Regions from separate parts of the Mus musculus genome. Here region 2 is linked to region 1. Evidence: chromatin contacts called from ENCODE Hi-C or POLR2A ChIA-PET data. All regions are on one chromosome and are shown on one strand. Each heading gives the region's core, a stretch centred on a gene start or an enhancer-like site at or near the end of the contact. The rest is flanking DNA. Distances are from core to core; before and after follow the strand shown. Region 1 holds the start of Actr10 (ARP10 actin-related protein 10). Region 2 holds the start of Timm9 (translocase of inner mitochondrial membrane 9).

The links. A loop is a pair of places that touch in the nucleus more often than their neighbours do. ChIA-PET counts read pairs that join two places held with the same protein, here RNA polymerase II (POLR2A).
Region 2: a map of gastrocnemius shows a loop between it and region 1 (19-fold over the local background). The contact joins the promoter of Timm9 here to the promoter of Actr10 in region 1. A Hi-C loop is called at or near these places in 1 of 37 maps with a recorded cell type or tissue (gastrocnemius). POLR2A ChIA-PET finds 5 or more read pairs at or near these places in 1 of 5 experiments (embryonic stem cell).

Annotation. Positions count from the first base shown.
Region 1 is chr12:70,932,541-70,939,586 of GRCm38, forward strand. It overlaps Actr10 (ARP10 actin-related protein 10), which reads left to right and starts at 5,317. Exons shown (of 13, transcript NM_019785.2): 1 at 5,317-5,491. The coding sequence starts at 5,415.
Region 2 is chr12:71,134,235-71,140,897 of GRCm38, forward strand. Timm9 (translocase of inner mitochondrial membrane 9) reads right to left here and starts at 2,441. Exons shown (of 5, transcript NM_001286203.2): 1 at 2,321-2,441. It overlaps 2700049A03Rik (RIKEN cDNA 2700049A03 gene), which reads left to right and starts at 2,614. Exons shown (of 30, transcript NM_001163378.1): 1 at 2,614-3,804; 2 at 5,421-5,494; 3 at 6,631-6,663. The coding sequence starts at 3,606.

The DNA.
Region 1 (7,046 bases), core at 4,067-6,566:
TGGACATTAAGGAAACAACCCAATTTAAAAATAGGCTACAGAACTAAACAGAGTTGCCAAAAGGTGAAACAGAAATGGCTGAGAAACACTTAAATGTGTAACATCCTTACTCATCAGGAGAATGCAAATCAAAACTGCTTTGAGATTTCATTTTACAGCAGTCAAAATAGCCAAGATCAACATAACAACTGACAGTTCATTGCTGGCAAGGATGTAGGACGTGAGGATGCACTGATGGTAGGAGTGCAAAGAGGTTGGTTTGGGGTTAGGGTTGTATTGGAGTTGGGGGTGAGGTTCAGGTTATGGTTTGATATGGCGTTGGATTTAGGGTTGTGGTTGGTGTTGGGCCCAGGGTTAGGTTCTGGGATGGTGTCAAGGTTTGGTTGTGTTTGGGTCAGTGCTGGAGCTGGAACTGGGTTTGGGGATAGGGTTGGGGTTATATTTGGGATCTAGTTTGGGAAAAAGTTAATGTCTGACTTAGTTAGGGTTTTACTGCTGTGAACAGATACCATGACCAAGGCAACTCTTATAAGGACAACATTTAATTGGGGCTGGCTTACAGGTTCATGGGTTCAGTCCATTATCAAGGCAGGAGCATAGCAGCATCCAGGCAGTTAAGGTGCAAGAGGAGTTTTTTTTTTTTTTTTTTTTTAAAGATTTATTTATTTATTATATGTAAGTACACTGTAGCTGTCTTCAGACACTCCAGAAGAGGGCGTCAGATCTTGTTACAGATGGTTGTGAGCCACCATGTGGTTGCTGGGATTTGAACTCCGGACCTTCGGAAGAGCAGTCGGGTGCTCTTACCCACTGAGCCATCTCACCAGCCCAGCAAGAGGAGTTTGAGAGTTCTATATCTTCATATGAAGGCTGCTAGCAGAATCCTGATTTCCAGGCAGCTAGGATAAGGGTCTTAAAGCCCACACCCACAGTGACACACCTACTCCAACAAGGCCACACCTACTCCAACAGGGCCACACCTTCTAAGAGTGCCACTCCCTGGGCCAAGCATATACAAACCATCACAATGTCTTAGGGTTTCTATTTCTGTGAAGAGACACTATGACCACAACAATCCTTAAAAAGGAAAACATTTAATTTGGCCTGGCTTACTGTTCAGAGGTTTAGTCCATTATCATCATAGCCTGAAGCATGGTGGTGTACAGGCAGACATGGTGCTAGAGAAGGAGCTGAGAGTTGTACATCTAGATCCTCAGGCAGCAGAGAGTGATATTGGGCCTGGCTTGAGCATTTGAAACCTAAAAACCCAACCCCAGTGACATACTTCCTCCAACAAGCCACACCTATTCCAACAAGGACACACCTCCCTCAAGTCTATGGAAACCACTTTCATTCAAACCACCATAGGATTGAGGTGGTGGGTAGGGGTAGGATTGTGTTTATGATTGTGGTTGGGTTACAATTGCATTCGGGGTTGGGTTCAGTGTTGGGGTCAGGATCCAATTGGATGTAGGGTTGGCATGAAGTTGGGTTTGAGGTAGAGTTGGGGTTGACATTTAGGCTGCAGTTGGTTTGTTTAGGGTTGGGGTTCCATTTTTGGTTAAGTGTGAGCTTGGTGTTAAAGTTGTGGTTTGGTTTAAGGTTAGTGGTAGGGATGTTGGGGTTATTGGTGAGTTGGGGTTGATTTGGTTTTATGGCTAGGGTTGGACTTGCATTTGAGGTTGGGGTTAGAGTCCAGGGCTTGGGGCAGGATTGACATAGGCATTGGAGTTACTGATAGTGTTGAGTTCTGGATTGGGGTTGAGGTTGGAGTTAGGGTTGTTCATGGGATTGGTGTTAGGTTTTGGTGTTACATTTGGGTTGTGGTTGAAGTTGGGATTGGTGTTGGATTTGGATTTGGGGTTTGGTTGTAACTGGGTTTAGTGTTGGAGTTAACATAGGGGTTGTGGTTTAGGGTTTGGTTGGGTTGGGTTGGATTTAGCTATTGATATAAGATGCAATTTTTCAAGTTGAGGAGTTAGGATAGATGAAAGACTCTATTTCAAAGAGTAACAGTACCCAGTCTTGAAATTGGCCTCCACAACATGATCTTCCTTTCCACAGCCTGACTGAACTACAGTCAAGTTCTGTCCCCTCCCAATACTGACCTAGTAGGTCTATGTGTTTCCTATTTGCTGTGTCTCCCTCCCCATTGGCACCTCCAAGGGCAAGAATTTGTGATTTTTTTTTTTTGACTGATTCCAAGCCCCTGGCATGGCGTAGGACACTCATTGAACCTGCTTCACTTCCTGTGGGGTACATCTGGTAGGTCTGCTAGCACTGAGGGTGTTTGTTTCTGAAGGTTTTTTATGGCAGAAAAGGCTTTTATGGTGTATTCACAGAGCAAGTTTGCACATTTCTCTAAAATTCTTCCTTTCTCTTTCACGGGTATTTGCTTATGTCTTTATGTAATTATTTACATCTTGGATATATGGGGCATTGAACCAAGAGGCTTATGCATTCCAGGCAAGTGCTTTAACCCTGAGTTCTATTTAGACCCTCTTCTCCCCACTTCTTAAAGATTTATTTATAGGGTGGAAAGGTACATCTGCACCGTGTGTGTGTGTGTGTGTGTGTGTGTGTGTGTGTGTCACAGGACAATGTGCAGGAGTTGGTGCTCTTTCTATGTGTATTCTGGGATAGAATTCACATTTCCAGGCTTAGCAGTAAGAGCATTTCTTTACCCAGTGAGGCATCTCACTCACTGGCTTCCAAAACCTTTTTAATTTGTATTTTGAGTTGGTGTCAAGGAAAGGCTGGAGGAGACATAACGGAATGGAGTCATGTGGATAGGAAGGTGATCTCATGCAACATTTATCAACTCATTGCTTGCCAGGATTCATTTGATTGACCTGGATGGTTGAGCAGTGTCCCCTTACTCCCTTACCACTCCCATGAGTGCCCCTTAGTTAAAACAAGCAAACACCTTCCCCTAGAGGGGAGGAATGATACTCAGTCAACCTTGCATCAGTAGCTATACTCCCAGTTAGAAGAACCTCTGAACAAGATCTCCAGGAAAATACATGAGCCTGGACAGTGGTGTCCACCTTTAATCCTAGCACTCAGGAGGCAGAGAGGCAGGCAGATCTCTCTAGGTTTGACGCCAACCTGGTGTACAGGGAGTTCCTGAACAGCCAGGGCTATGTAGAGACCCTGTCTCAATCTCCACCCCCAAAGGAAATGACCCAGACCCAAGAGAGCTGAGCATGGTGGCTCATTCCTTTAATCCCATCACTCAGGGCTCCAAGGCAGAAGGTATACCTCAAGTTTGAAGCCAGCCTGAGCTATAGAGTGAATTCCAGGCCAGCTCTGGGCTATAGAGATCTTACCTCTAAAAACAAATGGCAAAGCAATAAATAAATAAATAAATAGCCCAGGTAAAAACTTTAATGGTAGCTACAGATCCATGATTCTATGACTTTTAAAGTTAGATTCTCTTAAGGATATGGTTTATAAATAAATTTGAAGATGATTGGTCTTAAAATTAATTGAAAATGAACTTGCTTATTTCTCTTCTCTGAAGAAATTCCTTTGTAATGAGATTATTAGGTGATTTCATGAGCAGTATTTCATAGGTTTGCAGTGAGAAAGGGACTGAGAAGATGAAGATCAAAGGTCACACAGGTTAAGCATGTTTCAGGCTTGAACATAGTTTATTGGCTGTTTTAATGTTCTTGTTTGAACAGTTTCTATTATCTTCAGTTTTCAAATTAAAATGCAAATACATTGTTCACCTCTTTTCGTTTCCATCCTCGCTCTAACCCTTCCTGTGCCACACCTTTGCTCTCTCAAATCGATGGTCTCTGTTTCTTTAATCTCATTACACACACACACACACACACACACACACACACACACACCAGCTTGTGTGTGTCTGTTTATGAATATCATGGTTGGGTAAGACTGGTTTCCCTTCTTTGAAAGCTTGTATGGAGCCTTCTGGTACCATGAAAGCTAGTTCTCAGGGAGGAGGCTTTCTGGTTAGAACCTCTGGGTCCTCTGTCTAAAGTGCATGGTGTCTTAGCAACAACGACTTATCCTCAACCTCTGCAATGCAACTAAGAGCAACAGCAAAGCTTGTTTGGGGAGTTTCTTGGACATCTCTGACAAACTGCTCAAACAGCATCTCCTTGCCCAGTGCTGGGATTTTTGTTAGATGACTGTGAGAAAATGTCTCTTTTGCAGACTGTCTGGACAGTTTTTTCAGTTGGGTCAACATTCTTTGCTTCCAGCCAGCAAGAGAAATAAATCAGGGTTTTTTTTGTTTGTTTGTTTTTTTAATGTACTCTTAAATCTTTCTTTTTAAAAAATACTCCACAAGAGGTTCCATTCAAACATCTGAGATTATTAAGGAATATATTTGTTTTGTGTTCATTCTTTTTTTCTTTCTGCTAAAATAACCACGATATTCTCCTTATTAAATTTTTATTTATTTGTTCTCGATTTCATGTATATGCTTTGATCATATCTTTGCATCTTGCCACCATGACACCTGGTTTCTCCTCTTCTAGAAATCCAATCAATCTCCCCAGCAACAGGCAAGAACTGCTGTCTTAGTAACTATTCTATTTCTGGGAAGAGACAACATGACTAAGACAACTCTTATAAAAGGAATCGTCAATCGGGGACCTGCTTACAGTTTTAGTTAATGATGGGGGGGTGGGGTGGCGGGCAGGCATGGCAATGAAGCAGTAGCTGAGAGCTTTACATCTTAATTGCCAGGCAACAAGGGTCCGGGGTGGGGGTTGGGGGCAGAGGAGGCAGGGAGGAGAGAGCTGCGCCTAGTGTGGGCTTTTTAAACCCCAAAGTCCACTCCCAGTGACACACCTCCTCCAAGGTCAAATCTCCATATCCTTCCAAAACTGTTCCAGTCCTCGGTGACTAAGCATTCAAACAGATGAGCCTAGGCGCGCGGGGGGGGGGGGGGGGGGGGCGTTCGCATGTAAACCACCACAAATACTGCTGTAATTAAGGAGCATTTCCGCCTTCCCAATCCAAGTTTTGAATTTAGATCTTAGGATCCTTTTCTAGAACTGCTTCGGGGAGAGTGAAAGCCAATCTCTTCTGAGCAGACTCTATCTTGTGTGTTCATTGCGGCGACTAAATGTCATGATAAACGACCAACACAGAACTGGAGAATGAGAAAGCGATCTCAAGTTCCTGCCTCCCCTCCTAAGCCGCTAAAAATCCTTACTACGCCGCGCAGGCGCCCCCGGCCGCTGAGCGAGAGGACCCGGGAGGCTCCGCCCCTCTAAGGTGTCCGGCGCGCCTGACCGCCTCGGCCTCCGCGACGTCAGGCCTCTCCTTGGCCAGCCCGGGTCCTCGGCTTTGTGAGGACCCCGCCCCGCCCCCGCGCTGAGGCAGCCCCCCCGCCGGGCGGACCACTTCACCCTCTCTACGTCGGTCTCTCAAAGATGCCGCTCTACGAGGGCCTTGGGAGCGGCGGCGAGAAGACAGCAGTCGTGATCGACCTAGGAGAAGCTTTCACCAAGTGAGTGGCCATGGGCGGCTGTGGGCCCGAGGGACGTGCCGGTGGTCCCGGACTGGCAACCGTCTTTAGGCCCGCTGGGCACCCGGGACCTTCCCCCGGCGATCCCGCGAATGCTAGCTCACATCGTTGCCTTAAGGCAAAGCTCAGTCCACACTCAGTGATGAATGTGTTGTCAGGGAGGACTCTCTTGGGCAATGCGAACCTGTAGGATCTGGTGGCCTGAGTGGGATCTGGACTCCTAGAGAAGCCCAGGAAGCTCGGGGAACGGTGTCCCCCACCCCACCCCCGTCTAAGGTGATCAGGGGCCATCACTTTAACTTTTGACAGCGATGACCCAGATTGTGCTTGCCTCTGGCTGGGTCAGATTGGAAGGAAACCATCGAATTGTAACGCTTGCTGACTCTTTCCACCATAAAACATTTATGGGATGGAGCCCCATTGGTTCTGGAAATAGATTGTTCTCCAGGAGTGTAGGAAATCAGCTATGGAGCCCTGGCACATGAAGACAGGAAGCCGCATAGAAATGAGACGGGAAATTGTTGGTTACCTTATAATACTCTTAGACCCACATTTTGCACTTTAAAAAAGCAGTTTGTAAGCACGGGAGTAGTGGTCCTCGAAGTGGCAGTCAAAGGTAGAGATAGCAAAACACAAATTCACAAGCCTTGGAACATCTGGACAGTATGAGAGGATGCTGGACGGTTTTAAGTTCTTTGGACCATCCATTTAAGAGTCCTTGTATTGGACTCAAGAACAACACAGAATTACATGACATATATGTATATATAAAGTGATGTTGTGTATGAAATACATATTAGGCTCCAGAAAGCTGAGAGTTCCATCATATATACATATTATGTGTTTGAGGTGAAGTTATATATGAAACAGATGTGTGGATTATTTTTGCATATTTTAAACACTTCCTAACCTGTAATAGATGTTAAGCAACTATTAAATAAATGGTCATAAGAACAGACTTAAAAATTGGTCCTTAGAAGCTACAGAATTGGATTAAACATAGTTCTTGATTATCCTCTCCTTCTCTGACTCTCCCATATTCATCTTACTTTTTTAAAAAACATTAATATAATAAGTAGAGATTACTACCTGAAAATAATTATTGTGGCTATACATTGAAAATATAAATTATTATATAGGGATGTGATTGAAGACAGAAGGACATAAAAGTTTTCAAAGGCAGAACTTAAGCTACATCATTACAAAGTCCTTGAGGACTTTGAGGAGCACTGAATATAAGTAACATTGAAGTGAAAATGGAGAGAGATGTCTAGGCACAGGGGAACAGTGCCCAGGCGGGGGAAGAAAAAAAAAAAAGGTGTGATTTCCAATATGGTCATTTTAGCAACCTTTTTTCCAGCACAAAAGAAATGTGGCACTGACTACTAATTTTTCTCTTTTTCTTTTTCTTTTCTTTTCTCTTTTTGTTTTTTTTTTCTTTTTGAAATAGTGTCCAGTGTGGCCCAAGCTGCCCCAAACTTCTAGTCCTAGTGCCTCTGCCCTCCTGAGTGCTGGCATTGTTCATGTGCCTACTGTG
Region 2 (6,663 bases), core at 1,191-3,690, 200 kb after region 1:
AGCCTTTCAATGGATAGAACTATAGGGATATGCTAGGAAACAAGAGATACCACCGTCTTCAAGCACCTCTCTAGGTTATTTATGAAGAATCTGTTCCTCTCATTGTTAACATAGACAGTTACCACCATAATTAAATGGGTCAATCTAGCATCACACAAGGTCCAATGCTACCACTAGGAAAAATTCCCCGCTGCGACGCTCTAGGGCACACACCATTACTTTAGTGGCATTCTGGTCTAAAAATATTGGCTCTTTTTCTGGTCATGAAGGAATAATTAGGAAAACCCATAGTGTAGAATAGCTAAGAAAACTAGACTAGTTTTCAAAAATAAGATGAGGAGCTAGAGAGATGCTCAGTGGTAAGAGTACTCGTAGCCAGGCAGTTAGCGCACACCTTTCATCCCAACACTCTGGAGGGAGAGGCAGGCAGATCTCTCAGTTTGAGGCCAGTCTGATCTACAGCCGAGCTAGCTCAAGACAGGCAGAACTGCACAGAGAATCCCTGCCTCAATAAATAAACCAACCAAGTACCCCTCAAACAAGCAAAACAACAAAAGAGTACTCATTGCTCTTGCAGCAAGTTAGGTTCCCAGTATACACAGCTCACAGCTGGCAGGAGCAGTTCCAAGCAAGGGTCTGCAACTCCTCTCTGGCCTCGTCAAGCACCAGGCAGTCACATGATACATATACACACATGCATACAAGCACGTGTGGTGGCTCATACCTTTAATCCCAGCACCTGGGAGAGGCATTCAGATCTCTGAGTTCCAGGCTCTCAGCAGAGGAGGAGGGAAGGGAGGGAAAGAGAGACAGACAGACCACTTCCAGCTGTGGGACCTGGCCTTTTAATGACATAAGGCAGCTGGCCACTCTCGTAACAATAAAGGCAATTTTTAGATAATTAAGAAAATCTAAATGTCATCTAAGTGTGATAATCTTTGCAGACTGTAATGCCCTTTAGGAGGCACAGGCTGCAACAATTAGGGCTCAAGCTCATGATGTCTGAAACTTATTTACAAATGCTTCAGTGAAACAAAGTGTATCTACAGATGTATTTAGGGAAGGGTGAGGGGAACTTGATGTGAAAATGAGGTGGGGGGGAGAAACATAGTTAAAAAAATGTTGACAAAAAGAATAATAATCCCCTAAACTATTTTTTGTTCAGAGGCTATAAGTCAGTGTTTATTTTGAGAGTTCAAATACTTAATAGAAATTTTTTTATTTTATTATCTTATTATTTTTCACATGATCCTTTAGATTATTTGCAGGTTTAGTTAGGTTGTGGGATGAACAGACAAGGTTGTTTTTTTTTTTTTTTTTTTGTCTTTCTCTCTTTCTTTCTCTCTCTCTCTATCTCTTTCGACAGGGTTTCTCTATGTAGCCCCAGCTGTCTTGGAGCTCTTTGTAGCTAGGCCTAAAGGCTGCCACTACACCCAGCATTACAGGCAACTCTTAATTAACTCAGTGTTAATCATAGCTAAAAGCACTTGAAAATGAATTCCTATTGTTTCCCGATTCAAAGTCTAGCCTCAAGGAAGATGAGAACCACGCTACTTGGGGGGTGGAGTCCCAGGTCTGACATTCGTTACAAATTATTTACTCAGGTCACTTTACTGATTGCTGTTGCAGTTGCTCAGCGTTTTGAAATTAGAGGGGAAAGGTCATTTTTTTTCATATCTAACTTTTATATAGAAATTACAGAAGTTAATTCATCCCTAAGGTCTCTTGCAGCTCTGACATTGCCATTCGGTCTTTTAATACACTTATACAACAAATCATGAACCAACAGATAAATCTACAACAAGAGAAAATGTAATAGGTAGAAAAATGATTAATCTATTATACTTTAAAAAAATACATTTTAAAAGCTTCTAGCAAGGCGTAATGGGAAAGCTCTAAGCAGTGCGTTCTCCAATATGAGACCTGGGAAGGGTGCGAGCCCTTGTACCTAATGACATAAGGCATAGTGTGCAGACAGGGTAAGAGCCGAGGAAGTCTAGATTTTCAGTAAAGGGGCTCCTGTCTGACAGCTCAAGGTCATCGAGTGGCTGGCTACCTTGTAATCTCAAAGCGTGCCCCCAAGCGATCCAGTCCCGGGTGGGCGGTGTCTCGGGGCCTAGGGTCCCCACCCTCGGGGTGACAAGGCCTCCGGGACACGGCTGGCCTCCCGCTGCGCCGCGCTGCCGGTTGCGCAGCCCCACGACCCGCGTGCACGCGGCGTCTCCCTCCGGGGTACCTGCCCGCTCCCTTTCCCGAGTGAAGGCTGTCACCCCACTGGCCGCGAACCCGGGATTATGAAAGCAGAGGAAAGGGACCATACTTAGCCACAGGATCTCGCCTCTGACACCGGGACCGGGCTGAAGAGCTGCGGGGCAGGTAGCGTGTGAGCTCGGAGGGTCAGTACAGAGCGAGCGCCGCGCCGCGGAAAGCTGAGAACACGTGGGGGCAGTGATGTCAAGCATGGCTTCAGACCCTTAGACGCAGATTCGTTACCACGTGGGAAAATGTAGGAAGAAAAGCAAGTGCCCAAGCAAATTCTAAAAATCATCTAAGAATTAACTTTTGTGATTATCTGTTCGTCAGTGCTCTCTGTACTTTTCACTTCCTTTTCCACGGCAACGGAATCTGTCGAAATTTCTAGAAAGCCTAATATGCTTAACCTACTAGGTTTCTAACGGTCTGCAGTTCCTACAGTGTAAATAACCCTTGATAAACAAAAGTGTTTATGGGCTAATCGAGAATTCGCCATTCCTCTAGGAATACTTAGTACTGTGTCCAAACATAAAGGCGATATTCTGCCTTTAAAAAAAAAAAGTCACATCTCCTGGCAGTCTTTTATGTTGGGAGTTTGTTTCCACCCGGACACGAATGGAAGAGCACCAGAGCACTCCCGTTCCGGTCGGGGGGGGGGGGGTTGGATCTTTGCGCGCATGCGTGCTGACGCTCAAGGGCGGGTTTTCGGGGAAGACGGTATTGACCCGCGAACAACCGAAGCTGTTATTCTATCAAAATCAAGACGGCGTGTGTGCCGGACTCTGTGGAGACTCTGAAGACTAAGTTGAGGTGTCCGAAATTGCGTCCTGACTCGTAGAAAGAAATCTACTAAGCTCTTATGAGGGTGGTGTTTTAAAAAACACGATTTTAACGTTGCCTGCTCGTCTGGGTCTCCTTAACAAATCCTAACCCCGCCTCCACGTCTGTTGGGGTTTTCAGCTGCAGCTCTGGGTTTGGAGGAGTGCGTTTTTATTACGGTTCCCGTGGCTTCTCTTTTGCTCTTGGCATAATTCCTTTGAAATTTATTTCTTCGATGCATTAACAGACTCAGTGGGATCAAGACTTTTTGTTTTGTTTTGTTTTTTGTTTTTGTCGTATTTAGCCCTGGATTAAATGTCAAAATCGAAATTTACAGCTTTATGGATATTTTGCCTATAGACTTTCTAAGTTAATGACTGCTTCATAATTATTTTTGGAACTCAGGTGTTTTTCAAATTCACTTCCACCATTACTTCTTTTCCTGGTACTCAAGGAGAAACTGCGTCCTTAAGTTTTGAGAAGCTAGAATTCCCTCTGTTAAGAACGGCGGGACTTGATTTGTGACTAACCAGATGAAAAACGTTGAGTTTAGCCTGGAAAGGGGGCAAAGGCTTAAAATGCCAGCGAGGAAACTGCGAGAGATTGTTTCTCCAAACCAAGGGAATAAATTGGCTGTGGTGGAAGATGAGCTGCCCCGTGTTCCTCCAGCCCTGGCTGCAAATAAACGTCTTGCTGTTGAAACGAGGACTAGTTCTAATGGAACGTTATGTGGTATGTGATTCCAAATGTTTCAGTTTCCCACCCAGTTTACGTTTTCTCTCTCTCTCTCTCTCTCTCTCTCTCTCTCTCTCCCTCTCTCTCTCTCTCTCTCTTCCGAGACAGGGTTTCTCTGTGCAGCTCTGGCTGTCCTGGAACTCACTCTGTAGACTAGGCTGTCCTCGAACTCAGAAATCCACCTGCCTCTGCCTCCCAAGTGCTGGGATTAAAGGCGTGCGCCACCACTGCCCAGCCAGTTTCCTTTTTTTATAAGTCATTAGTCTTTATCACTATTTTGAGTTGTGCATTCCCCCAAATTTAAAGGAGTCAGTGTTTACATTCAAAAATGTAAGATACAAGTCTGGTTTGTAAAGATGTTTGAAAAGTAACTTGGTTCCCTGGGGAAATAGGATTCAGCATGTAGAATGAGAGAGACTTGACTATTTCCTCTTGTGCACCTCTGCCTCCCGAGTGCTGGGATTAAAGGCATAGGCTGTCTGTTAAATCAGAGTTTTATATCAATCTAGTGTTTTTTGGTTTTGAGACAAGTTTTCCCTTGTCCTGATTGGCCTTGATCTCACAGAAATCTGCCTCTTGAATTCTGGGATTAAGGCATGCATTACCATGCCTGGCTATATACAAGGTTTGTTCTGGTAAGTCTCATATTTTTTTTTTTTTCTGCATTGGATAAAATATCTTTTAGGGTTTTCAAAAATACCACTTTCAATTGTGTGTCTATGTGTAGGTGTCTGGAAACGAGTTCAGGTGCCCATGGCAGCCAGAGTAGCTAAATCTACCTAGAGCTAGACTTAACAGGTGATTGGGAGCCGTCTACAGGAGATTCCAATCTCCAGTCCTTTGCAAGATCAGCAAGCACTTTTATCTTGCTCTGCCATCTCTCCAGTCCCTGAAAATGTTTTTTAAAAAAGACATCTCATTTTATTTTACTGAGAGAGGATCACATTGTGAAGCTCTGCTTGGCCTAAAACTCACTCTGTAGACTGGGCTAGCCTCAAACTCAGAGAATTTCCTCTATCTCTGCTTTTAAGCATTCCAGTTAAAGACCTTCCACACCATGGCTGCTGTTAAAACATTTTAGATCTCACCTGCTTACCTTACCTGTTTTAACTCAGCCTTATTTTGTTAAATAATGAGCTATAAAGTCTTTCATTAGAATGTATTTAAATATATCTAATTTCTCTTACAGGAAAGTGACTTCACATTTGGTTTTTACATTAATACAGAGATTCTCAGTTCTTGTATCATGGCTACACAGTTGCTAAGGGTCAGGTTTTGATTTAAAAGCTGCTCAGATTGGACCCGTGGCTCAATGCTAGAGCTTACTGTGAAAAGAGCCTTGGTTGGGTCCCTGGGAAGAATCACAACCCAGCTCTCAGGGACTCTTTTTTTTTTTTTTTTTTTTTTTAAGATTTATTTATTTAATGCATAAGTATACTGTTGCTATCTTCAGACTCACCAGAAGAGGGCACCAGATCCCATTACAGATGGCTGTGAGCCACCATGTGGTTGCTGGGAATTGAACTCAGGACCTCTGGAAGAGCAGCAGTCTGTGCTCTTAACTGCTGAGCCATCTCTCCAGCCCACTCTCAGTGACTCTTTTGCTTTCTTAGGCTCCTTGGATTTAACTTCTGCAAGACTGTATCACCAGCCTCTGTTAGAAAGTCCTCCTGCGTCCAAGAAAAGTGTAAGTAAAAGAATTCCAAGTCACGTATGACAGGGAACGTTTTGATCTTTGTTCATTTTTATCACGTTTTTAACCTTTGCTGTGTACAAGTAAGAATGGGGGGCCATTTTTGTATCTGAAGGTCAGAAGACAACCTTCAAGAATGTATTCTCTCCTATTACGTGAGTCCCAGCAGTCAAGTTTGAATCTTCAAGCTTGGCAGCTGGTTTCTTCATCTGTTGAACCATCCTACCAGCTCCAGCAGTGTTTTATAGATTATGACTTGAAGAGTGTGGGACATACAAGCATCTGTTGAATTGTTAATCTTGTTTTTGTTTGTAAATTAACACCCATCATCACCTTAACATTAAGAAAAAAATTTTTTTTTTCCATTTTCATTTGTGTACACGGTATGTGTATGTGTGTTCATGTTTGTGTATGGAGAGGTAAGGGGCATGTGTACATGTCATGGCTTGAGCTTGCTGTCAGGAAGCATCTTCCATTGCCCTTCCACCTTATTTCATTCAGTCAGGGTGTCTTAGTCTAACTGACCACCTGCCCTTGGGCTCTCCTGCCTCAGCCTTCCTCTCAGGGCTGCAGTTCCAGGCAGGCTGCCACACCCTCCTAGCATTGACTTTGGTTCTGGGGATCCGAGTGCTGGTGAGGCGAGCGTAACTGCTGAGCGTCTCCCCAGCCTTTTATGTTTAGTGGAAAAAAGGAAGGGGAAGAGCAGCATGGGGTCCGTCTCAGCGCGGAGCCCCAGAGATGGGTTCTAGGCTCACACTCGAGAGCCGGAAACCGGAGCAGTAGATGTGACCCACACAGCACAGCCTTGTAAGGCAGCGCGTGACCTCAGTGACTAAGAAAGCCGTGCTTAGGTTGCAGTGTAGACGGTCAAGTGTGGATTTGAATCAGTTTCTTGTTCCACTTCTGTGTGTGTGTTCACTTTGTTACGTCTCACTATTCTGACTGCACGTTGCTCATTCACTGAGAAATCCTCGTGTGCTTCAGAGCAGCTATGGAAGGTGTAGTGTTGGGAATGACGTAAGTAAAGTGTGCAGACCTGCCTTCCCGGGTCTCAGTGCTCAAAAGGCTATGAATGTCACTCTGCTAGTGCTAATTTAAGCTCATTCAATCTTACTCTTTTATGCCCAAAGGATTTTTCTAAAGATGCTGTAGTTCGGCAGTTA